Regions from separate parts of the Homo sapiens genome. Here all the other regions are linked to region 1. Evidence: chromatin contacts called from ENCODE Hi-C or POLR2A ChIA-PET data. All regions are on one chromosome and are shown on one strand. Each heading gives the region's core, a stretch centred on a gene start or an enhancer-like site at or near the end of the contact. The rest is flanking DNA. Distances are from core to core; before and after follow the strand shown.

Region 1 (3,544 bases), core at 253-2,752:
CCGCCATTGTGTGTTTTTAAGTATTTTCTTTTTTTAAGGAAAGGAAAAGCTTGTCACAATCTAACTGGCTATGTTATTATTATTAAATTTATGTTTTGCAACTTAGAAACCAGCTACAGTATGGCCCACTTAATAAAACACCTGAAACAAAAACTGCATGGATCACTGATTTTTATGGAGGTTTATGAGCAGTGGGTGGCTGCGGGTGCAGTTGGGTCCATCTGTGAGGATGGTCTTGTGGCATCACCTCTCTTTACCAGCAGGCTCGGGGTTGTGGCCTGCCCAGGATGCCCCTGAGGGCCTGGGGTCTCCTGGGTCCTTCTGCCCGCAGTGCTAGGAGCCTTCCTAGCTGTTATGTGGCTGATTCACATGGATGCAGACAGGGTTCTTTCCCCACTCCACAGAGGAGGAGACTGAGACACAGGAGGGAAAAGACCCGGCCAGGGGTGCAGAGGTTGTCACTTGACTGAGACAGGATGGGCCCTTTCTTGAGAGGGTAAGGGAGACCAGGTGTGGGAAGCTGGGGGTCGGGGGAAGCTCTTGAAAGAAAGGTTTGCTTTCCTGGGGATGGCAGGTGGGAGACCTTTATGAGAGGTCCAGCTTCGTTCATTTTTATTCTTCAGGCTGCTTTGGCAGGAAGCTCCAGAAGAAGTGTAACGTGATCAAGTCAGGCACCTCAGACCAATCAGTGCCCTCTTTTATGCTTTCCTGGTTTGCATGCATTTTCCCTTTGCCTGGAATGCCTCCCCTTCACCCACTTTGTGTTTGTTGTACAGGGTTTACTTTAGCAGTCACCTGCTGTGAAGTGTCCCCAATCTCCCTAGGCAGTTAATCATTCCATCCTTGTGCTCCTTCATTTTCTTAGATGCTGGCATCTCCTCTCTGGATTGTCATTGCCTGCTTTCGTGTCAGGCTCAGCCCTTGCACCGTGAGCTCCCAGAGGGAAAAGGGGGATCTCTTGCCTGTCTCCATCCCCTGGGCCTGGCAGGTGGTAAATGCTTCTGAAGAGATGAGGAGAGGGCCCAGAGAGCTGCAGCGCAGCGTCCTGCCTGCAGAGGGGGTGAGAGGCCACACTGCAGCCGTCTGCCTGGAGCCCACGGACAGAGCTTTAGTTCTCTCGGAGAAGGCCGAGGAAAGGGGAAGGAAGGTAGGCAGTACCTCTGGAGCAGGAAGTGGGATTCTTGGCTGGGCAAGAAGGGCAGCATGGAACTCAGCTGTATGTGTTTATATTGTGGGCCTAGGCCTGAGCTTACCTTAAGGCAGGTGCTGGGACCAACTATTTCCTTGCTCTTTGTAACAGCTGATCCTACTCACTTTCTACTGTGTTTTGTTTTGTAATCTTCTGCAAATCTGTTTTGGAATGATGTGTGATATAAGAGAACAGACCTGTTTAGTAGCTCAAGATTTCAAGGACATTTGAGTCAACTGCGTTCTTCCGTGTAGGGCCCAGCCAGGCCTCTCCAGTGGTCCTGGGTAAATCAGGTGTGTTTGGTTCACTCAGCAAGCAGCCCTGCCTGCCTCAGCTTCTGCACCTGCTCTACTTCAGGGCTTCCCAGGCTGTGATTTCAGGGACTGGTAAATAAACAAGCAAGCAAAGGAACTCAGGGAATTACTATAAAGCAAGCACCCTTATAATCACCACTCAGGTCAAGAATAGAACTTTGCCAGCCCCCCAGGGTCCTCCATGTTCCCCCTTCCCCATCACAGTCCCAGCACCTCCCTTCTTCCATCTTAACTTTTATAAGTAATAATTTCGTTGAGTTTCTTTATTGTTTTGTCACCCAGATGTGCATCCCTACATGCTATAGTCTTACTGTCCTTTTAAAAAAACTTGATACATCTTTTAAGTCTCTTTTAATCTAAAGGGTCCCCTCCATCCCTTTCCTTTTCTTACAAATTGTTGAAGATTTTAAGCCATTTGATCTGTAGATTTTCACAGCCTGGGTTTTTGCTCATTTCATGCCCGTGGTGCAGTTCAATATACTCCTTTATCCTCAGCATTTCCTGCAGATCAGCAGCTAGATCTAGACAATTTGCCTCAGGTTGATCCCTTTGATAAGACTCTAGGTAGTGGTGTGCTCATTTAGCAAGAAGCACGTAACATCTGTTTTTCACTTTTGTTATGTTAGCAGCCACTGATGCTCAATGCCTACATCCAGCAAGTAATTCACTGGGGATTGCAGCATGGGGATATTCTAATCTATCATTTTCTCTTCATTTATTAGATGGAATAATTTTATAAGGAGACATTGTCTCTCATCTACTGTTTGATTTCCCAGTAGAGTTTGTGTGGGAAAGGCAGATAAGTGCTTAATTCTTTCCTTTTATTTACCCAACTTTTAAGATATGAACTGGTTCTTTGTTATCCTCAGAAGGTGACTATTTTTTAAACAATATTATGAACTCATGAGTTTAGATGTATTTGATAGGCTTCATCTCATTGCAATTATTATCTTTATTGTCCTGCCTTTGGCCTTTGGGAGCCTCTTTAAGTTGGTTCCTGAGTTGTTCTGACACAACTCTAGTTGTCTTTGATATCTGCTTTGTTTTCTGGTATTGCAAGATGTTCTAGGCTCACTTTATTCATTTTCTGTCCTAGACTTGGAATCAGTCATTTCTCCAAAAAGCCCTGGTTTCCTTAAGTGGGAAATGGTATTGCAAGACCATAATTGGACACTAGAAATTCTCATTGTTACTGGTAGATCATTGGTTCTAGGCCTATTCAGTAGACAGAGCTTTGATTATATTTAAATATAACATTTTTATACATTTAATATAGACATCTAGAAACATATATAGTAAATATGTATTTTTAAAGATAGTGAAGGTCTTGGAATTATATATGTTAAATGCATATATAAATATGTATGTATACATGAGTGTGTATACACACATGCATCTATGGTACCCCATGATTTTACAGTGTTCTTTCTGATTCCAATTCAGGATTATAGGGTGCCTTTGTCCATTTAATGCGGCTACAAAGGAATACCTGAGGCTGGGTAATTCTTAAAGAAAAGAGGCTTAGTTGGCTCATCGTTCTGCAGGCTTTACAGGAAGCATGATGCTGGTACCTGCATCTAGTGAGGGTCTCAAGCTGCTTCCACACATGGTGGAAGAGGAAGGGTGTGCAGAATCACATAGCAAGAGAGGGGTGAGAGAGACGAAGGAGGCTGGGCTCAGTGGCTCACACCTGTATTCTCAGCACTTTGGGAGGACGAGGTGGATGGATCACTTGAGGTCAGGACTTCAAGACCAGCCTGGTCAGCGTGGCGAAACTGACTATGAGATTTGGAGGGATCAAACCAAACTATAACATACTTTTACTTTTTTTTTTTTTTTTTGGAGATAGGGTCTCACTCTGTTGGCCAGGCTGAAGCACAGTGGCACGATCATGGCTCACACAGCCTTGACTTCCCAGGCTCAAGTGATCCTGCCTCAGCCTCCTGAGTAGCTGGGACTACAGGTGTGCACCACCACAACCAACTAATTTTTAAATTTTTTGTGGAGACAGGGTCTCACTACATTGCCCAGGCTGGTCTTG
Region 2 (3,190 bases), core at 630-3,129, 300 kb after region 1:
GTCACACTGGGAAAAACTTGAGCTTAAAACCCAATGAAATTCTCCCACTTTGAAAATCATGATGTAATTATGACAGGATCGCATTCTTTAAACTTACTGTTTAGTGGGGTTAGTGGAGTTATCTCCTCTGATTTTTGACAAGGAAATAATACATTCTTGTTGCAATGCTGTATCAGGTCTTAGGATGGAAAGCGTCTAATTTAAAGCTACAGACCTTTCCTGTAGGACGCATATGCTGCTAATCTATGAAAACTGAAGATGTCCCAGTGCACTGTGTGTAAACTGCAGCATCTCCTTGTGGAATGAACAGTTCAGGAAAATAGAATGACTTTCCAAACTGTACTAGGTTCCAGGTGACTGAAAATTTCCTGTGAGGGTGGGAAAGCTTATCCAGATGTTCTTGCTTGGGGATCAGCATGTGTCATCCCGTTCCAAAGAAGTACAGTCACAGCTGATTTTATCTTTGTCCTTCTTTCTGTGGTGCCCAGGGATGCTCTTTTTGAGTTCATCTTTGGTCTTGTCTCTCTGAAAAAAGCAGCATGCATTTTGATCTAGGTTTAAACAGTTAAAATCTGTGGCCACAGGGTAAGGTGAAACTAATGGCTCTAAGTAGCCAACTTTTTACCTTTGCTTCACTGGCACCAGGCTGTGAGTAACTGAACTAACCAGCTGCAGACCCTTATTATGCAATTTTGAGGTAAGGATGGGTGAAATCCTAGGGGCTGGGAGACAGACATGTTTGGCTACCAGAGAGATGACATCAGTTCATTTACTGGTGCTGTGGAGGAAGGGGAGATTCCAGGTGCTTAGCCTTCTTCCTGCATGTGGGGGTGTCCAGAGCCACCCTTAATCCTATTCGCAGCCAAGGTCTTTGCTTGGGAAAAACCATATTTAACTCTGTGCCTCCTGTTATCCCCATAGGGACATGAAGTTGGAAGGGTTCTTGTATCTTTGGCTTCCCGAACAAAGCTTTGAAGAACAGACGTGTGTCTATATGTGTCTCTGTGTGTATTTTGTATTAATGCTAGCAACTGATTAAGGTTTTCAGAGTCCAGGTCGTATATGAGAAGGGGAAGTGTCATCTGGATTTTATGGAATCTGTATTAGGAATTGCCCTTTCCTTGCAAAGGAAACAGTTAATGATGTAATCCACTTTTAAATTAAAATTATTTTATTATTTTATTTTGATATCCTTCACGTGGACACTTAGTATATAACAGGAAGGCATCTTTAATAACTCTTTCTGTGTTCTGCTCCTTCTCCTGTGCTTATCCTAGAACAGAGCCTTACAGGGTCATAATTTGGAGGAAGCACAGGCTTCTGGGAGCTGTGGTACTAACAGTAGGACTAAAAAAAGCCTTATGACCTCTGAAGCATGACTGAGAGAATCAAGCTGGGAGGCATTAGAGCCCATCTGCTCACCAGCTTTGCTGGCCTGTCAGATGTTGGGCTTCCCCTCCGGTTTGCCCTCCTCCCTCAAGATGTGTTAGAAAATGAAGCCTGCTTCCTGGAAAGCAGGTGACGCCAAAGCCTATGCTAAGAGGATCCGACCTCACATCTGCGTGCCTGCCTTGGGCTCCCCTGTGACTGGATTGCTTCGGGTCTCCCTAAGACCCTTGCTGACATTCAAGTGCAGCCGCTGCTTACTGGAAGCCGTCTGGGGCCAGCCCAGGCTTGTTCTGTCAGGGCCTCTTCCCACCACTGTGTCCTCGCCTCCTGTGGGCTTTCACATACAAGGGCCTCACCATCCCTGAATTGCCAGAATCCTTGTTGTGAGAACCCAGTGCCTCCCAGTCAGGGCCCAGGAAGCTGTGGGTAAGCTCTTGGTTTCCTTCTCGGCCAGACACTTCTGGGAAACTATCTGCATTCCTTTCTGCCCAACTCTGCCTCTGGGCTCTGGGGCTGTGTGGGGTGTGGCTGCCTCATGCCTCTGTGAGGAGGAATGCTAGTTCCACTGAGACCAGCCATGGAAGGTAACCAGGAGTTTGAAGGTGGAATTCCCTTTTCTTGCAGTCCTAGAGCCAGGAGCTAGCTTTTCATGGATTGTGATGAGGTGTTGGTTCTTTTTTTTTTTTTTTTTTTTGGAGACAGAGTCTCGCTCTGTTGCCAGGCTGGAGTGCAATGGCACAATCTCGGCCCACAGCAACCTCCGCCTCCCCGGTCCAAGCAATTCTCCTGCCTCAACCTCCCGAGTAGCTGGGACTACAAGTGTGCACCACCATGCCCAGCTAATTTTTGTATTTTGTACTAGAGACGGGGTTTCACCGTGTTGGCCAGGATGGTCTTGATCTCTTGACCTTGTGATCCGCCCACCTCGGCTTCCAATAGTGCTGGGATTACAGGCGTGAGCCACTGTGCCTGGCCGAGGTGTTGGTTCTTTTAAAAATTTTCCAACTTGCTTTCCTGTCTCGCTGTCACTCTGGAAGGCGGGGGTGAGGGGTAGGAGGAGAGACAGTCGGCTCAGTCGGCTGTGATCCATCTTTGGCACTGGAGATGGGTGTGGCAGATACCTTTTGTGAGGAAGGAGCTTAGAGGCAGATGAGAGAATCTGCCTCTTGGTCTTGGTATAACTGGACGTCTCCCCAGTCTGGCTCTGTTGACACTCTGAATGGTTTGTGAAGGCATCCTCTGGCCCCTGAAGGCATTACCATCCTTACCAGGTTTAAAATCTTTCAGAGTGCACCCAGCATCATCAGCTCCTGCAAGCAGAAAGGGCCCAAGGGAGCATGAACACACACTGGGTAGAAGTTAAGCCTGGTTTTTTAAAATTTAAGTTTAAATTTTTAATTATTTAGGGAGTGAATCCTACAGAATTTAATTTTTCCATCTTTTTTTTATGGAGACAGGGTCTTGCTGTGTTGCTCGGGCTGCTCTTGAACTCCTGGGCTCAAACAGTCCTCTTGCCTCAGCCTCCCAACGTGCTGGGATTACGGGAGCAAGCCACCCCACTGTGTGCAGCCCAGAAGTTGAGCCTGAGAGGTAGGCTTATTGCCCTGTGTCTACCCAAGGGTGTGTGTGTGTGTCTGGAAGTGGAGATTAGGAGTGAATGCATCTTATAAACAGGAGAAGATCTGGAGAGACGATGGTGGGGGCTGGCTGTGGGGAGCACAAAAGCTGGGACTTTTGCAGAGGTGTATTTGCTCCCGAGTGGCCAGAAGCCAGGAGTAGTGGGGAAGGTGGGTTTAGGCAT
Region 3 (3,585 bases), core at 970-3,469, 330 kb after region 1:
CCTCCTTAAGCCTCAGTGTCCTCATCCTGGGGAGGGTATTAACTGTCCCAGTGTTTTTTGTTTGTTTTTGGTGAGGAGTTGTCAAGAGGAGTAAAGTTCTTAGTTCAGTTCCTGACTTGAGAGTGCTTTCACGGACAGCATCTCTTCCGATGCTCAGTCCCAGCCCTGTCAGTAGGCTCTGTAGGTGGAAAGGGGGAAGTCATGGGACTTGCCCAATGGCACATGGCCCGTTAGTGGTGGAGTCAGGCACTGCCAAGGTCTTCTGACCCCTGGTGCTGTTGCAACCACTGTGCTTAATGTACTCAAGAGACTTGAAAGGCTTGGGGATTGTTTCTAGATTTTATTTCCTGGTTCCATGACCTGGGGCAAGTAATTTTACTTCTGTTGTAGAATTAAAAAAAAAAAATCTGTTAAATTAGTATAATAATGCCAATCCTAACTTTCAGACCTGTCATGTTGAACAGACGAGCCAAGATTTTGAGAGTCGTTTAGAAAAGTGCAAGGTCACATATAGCTGTAGGGTAGGGCTTTTTCTCCGAGCTGTGCATCAGGACGTTTTACATCTTAGAGATGCTGTCTTAAGGTCTTTAGGCTGAAAGGATGGTAGTCAGCCTATCTCGCCACAACTTACAAGGATTCTCCACCTTCCCTTGGGAGCCCAGCGTTATCTCATAACCAGTTATCAAAAAGTTGACAGTTTTTGAAATCAGGTGGCAATATACTTTAGTTGAAAGTGTGCTGGACTAGGGCGAACTTGGCTGATCTCTTAGTTCTTTGACTGCCTAACTGTATAAGTGCAGATCAAATGTTTAATCTCTCTGAGTCTCAGTTTTTCCATCTATAAAATGGTCATAAGGCCAGTATGCTGGCTCACGCCTGTAATCCCAGCACTTTGAGAGGCTGAGGCAGGAGGATTGCGTGAAGCCAGGAGTTCAAAACCAGCCTGGGCAACATAGTGAGACCCTGTCTCTATAAAAATAAAAATTAAAAAAGTAGCCAGGCGTGGTGGTGCATGCCTGTAGTCCCAGCTACTTCAGAGGCTGAGGCAGGAGGGTTGTTTGAGCCCAGGAGTTTGATGATGTAGTGAGCTATGATTGCACCAATGCATTCCAGCTTGGGCAATGGAGCAAGATCCTGTCTCTAAAAGAAATTTAAGAAGAATAATAAATAAACTTGAAAAAATGGTCATAAAAATATCTGTGCAGTGTATTTCAAAAGGTTATGAGGATCAAACAAAATGATACATGTAAAAAGAATGTTACAAAGCAGAAATGTATGCTGGGTAGGGGGGAGAGGAAGGGACAGGATGGGGATGGGGATGGGACTAAACTTAGGGGGTCTGCCGTGTCCCAGGGACTGTGCTCATTTTCTGACAGGAGCAATATTATTACCGACTGTGACAGCAGCTCCCACTAAGCCTGCACCTTAGCTGCAGATCCTTAGCAGGGCAGAGAGACAAGGCTGTATTTGTATCAGGTTTGTCGTCTGGGTTGTGACTCTCGACTTGCCCAGGATTCTTCCTGGTCCTGACCGAGTTGTCTTTGCTCTCCATTTCAGGAAGATGAGAGACTGCTTAGGCGCCACCACTAGTACCATGAGTCCCTGCACTGGTTAAAGCCATCGCCACAACCTGGACAGGCAGCAAGGTAAGCAGAGAGGCCAGTCCAGGCGAGCTCCTGGGATGTGAGTGCATTTCCGCCCCAACTGCTGCCCGGAAAAATCCCAAGTGCACAAACAAGTCAAGGCAGCGCATCAGGGTCCCTCCTACCCGAGCTCCAGGACCCAGAGGAAGCTGGGTCCCCTTCAAGCGCTTCAGCTAGCTCCCTCCCCCCTGGCAGGGATTCTTCCAAGTTATAAAAAATGAGACACTGGAGGGGAAGAAAACAAGTCCACTCACTGTCTTCTCCCTTCTCCCCTCTGAGCTGTTCAAGCAAGTTCCCAGGAGCAGTTCAGAGCCCCTGTTGGACTGGAAGGGAGGTAGGAGGAGTGGAATGCATGCAAAAACCGAGCTGATCAAAAGACAGTGCTGTTTCATGGAAGCCTCCCAGAACTGAGAGAGAGAGAGAGAGAGAGAGAGAGAGAGAGACAGTGAGAAAGAAAGAAAAAGAGAGCGCCCTTGTGCACGCGCTAGGCCAAGAGCGCGCCGCTGTGCGCGCGCCCGCCTAGCGAGGACAGGGTCTCCATGACAACCGGCCTGGCCGGCTAGCAGTGCTCTGCTCACTTGGCTGCGAGGAGCGCCACGAAAGGTCAGAGGAAGGAGCTGTGGGAAGCTCGCAGCAGGTATCGGAGCTTAAGCCAGTGGATTTGGGGGCCCTGGGCTCCCTAGCCGGCTGCGGTGTGAGAATGGAGTGGGCAGGAAAGCAGCGGGACTTTCAGGTAAGGGCAGCTCCGGGCTGGGATCATTTGGCCTCCTTTCCTGGCCCTTCTCTCCGGCTGTTTTCTGGGAGTCAGGCGAGTGTCTGTAGTCTCTGCTCGGGGTTTGGGGCTCAGGAATGATGTCATGCTCCAACAGTTGGATTCTATTAGCTTAAGGAGGAGGGAAACAGCCAATTTTCTTGACTTTGCAAATCTAGCTGATCTCACTCTTGCTGAATCTGAGGTGTTTAGACTTCACTCTAAAAAGCATCATTTTACTTTTATTTAGCACAAAGGCACAGGATATTTTTACAGGAAGAATCTTTTATATGGAAAAATCTGAGTTAACATCACTCCCGTGGTGTTTGTAGTTCTTACAGGGAAACTCCAGTGCCTTTTGAGCCGCTTGTTCGTCCTAGTGAACACTGTCTGTTTTGTCTCTTGGTGCTGCTATGTCTGACCTGTAATGGAAAAAAAAAAAAAAAAAAGGCTAATTAAGCTCAGCCAGGAGCCTGTGGTGAGTTCCAAGTCCCTCTAGAGCATTTATTAGGACAGAGGGACTGTCACAGGGATGCCTGAGCTGGGGTTTTGCACTCTCTCTCTTCCAGGCAGCTTGGTAAGAATCAAGCTGTCCTCCCACATCAAAAGGTCGATCACAGACTTTCCTAAGAGGTGGAGGAGGGGGCTGGCTTGGGGTTGGGGGGCCTGCAAACAGGTTTCTCATCCAGATGTCCCAGAGTGAGCTCTCAGCAGCAGCTGCTAAGAGCTGGGGAACATGAGGCACTGTAGTTGTGCCGGGTGGATTCCTTTGGTTACATTTTGACCAAATCTCAGGGCACGCAGTGTCCACGCTGTGCACTCCTACACTGATTGTCCTAAGTTTTGGTAAAACTTGTTCTGACCTAGAGGAGTGGTACATGGTGAGCTGTGTGGCCTTGGAAAGGAGACCCTCCCAGAAAGGCAGTTTTATAGGTGATAGGGTAGTGGGGTTGTCAGTAATATTATGAGGAGGATGAATGCAGCAAACACTTCCTGCAACGGAGACCCATCAGGGGTTGTGCTTCCACTTGAGCCATGTTATGTCTTAAATTCACTTCTTGGCCTCAGGGAACTTTGCAAATGCCTTTGGTTTCTCTGTGGGATGAGGGAACAGCTGCTGTCCTGGTTCTTCAGTTTTTCTTCTTGAACTTTCTGAACAGAATGTCTTTTGTATTCTGGCAAACAATGAGG

The links. A loop is a pair of places that touch in the nucleus more often than their neighbours do. ChIA-PET counts read pairs that join two places held with the same protein, here RNA polymerase II (POLR2A). Pooled maps may share reads with other maps.
Region 2: a map of IMR-90 shows a loop between it and region 1 (5-fold over the local background). The contact joins two enhancer-like sites. A Hi-C loop is called at or near these places in 1 of 168 maps with a recorded cell type or tissue (IMR-90) and 4 of 50 pooled maps. POLR2A ChIA-PET finds 5 or more read pairs at or near these places in 1 of 52 experiments (Panc1).
Region 3: a map of ascending aorta shows a loop between it and region 1 (4-fold over the local background). The contact joins the promoter of DENND2B here to the enhancer-like site in region 1. A Hi-C loop is called at or near these places in 1 of 168 maps with a recorded cell type or tissue (ascending aorta), 1 of 37 single-sample maps with no recorded cell type and 16 of 50 pooled maps. POLR2A ChIA-PET finds 5 or more read pairs at or near these places in 2 of 52 experiments (BJ and WTC11).

The regions. Positions count from the first base shown.
Region 1 is chr11:9,135,434-9,138,977 of GRCh38, reverse strand. It overlaps DENND5A (DENN domain containing 5A), which reads left to right. Exons shown (of 23, transcript NM_015213.4): 23 at 1-153. Among named protein-coding and RNA genes, the nearest start is that of SCUBE2, 46 kb to the right of the region's middle. RefSeq lists an enhancer at 770-959. Within about 2 kb of position 1,502, at least 15 of the 41 ENCODE cell types and tissues checked have a DNase peak (open chromatin) inside an H3K27ac peak, as active enhancers do; they include ascending aorta, where a contact is called at or near this core.
Region 2 is chr11:8,831,345-8,834,534 of GRCh38, reverse strand. It overlaps a transcript of DENND2B not described here. Among named protein-coding and RNA genes, the nearest start is that of DENND2B, 22 kb to the right of the region's middle. RefSeq lists enhancers at 1,093-1,893, 1,625-1,944, 1,894-2,695. Within about 2 kb of position 1,879, at least 9 of the 41 ENCODE cell types and tissues checked have a DNase peak (open chromatin) inside an H3K27ac peak, as active enhancers do.
Region 3 is chr11:8,809,308-8,812,892 of GRCh38, reverse strand. DENND2B (DENN domain containing 2B) reads left to right here and starts at 2,219. Exons shown (of 20, transcript NM_213618.2): 1 at 2,219-2,376. It overlaps DENND2B-AS1 (DENND2B antisense RNA 1), which reads right to left. Exons shown (of 5, transcript NR_120590.1): 5 at 2,617-2,816.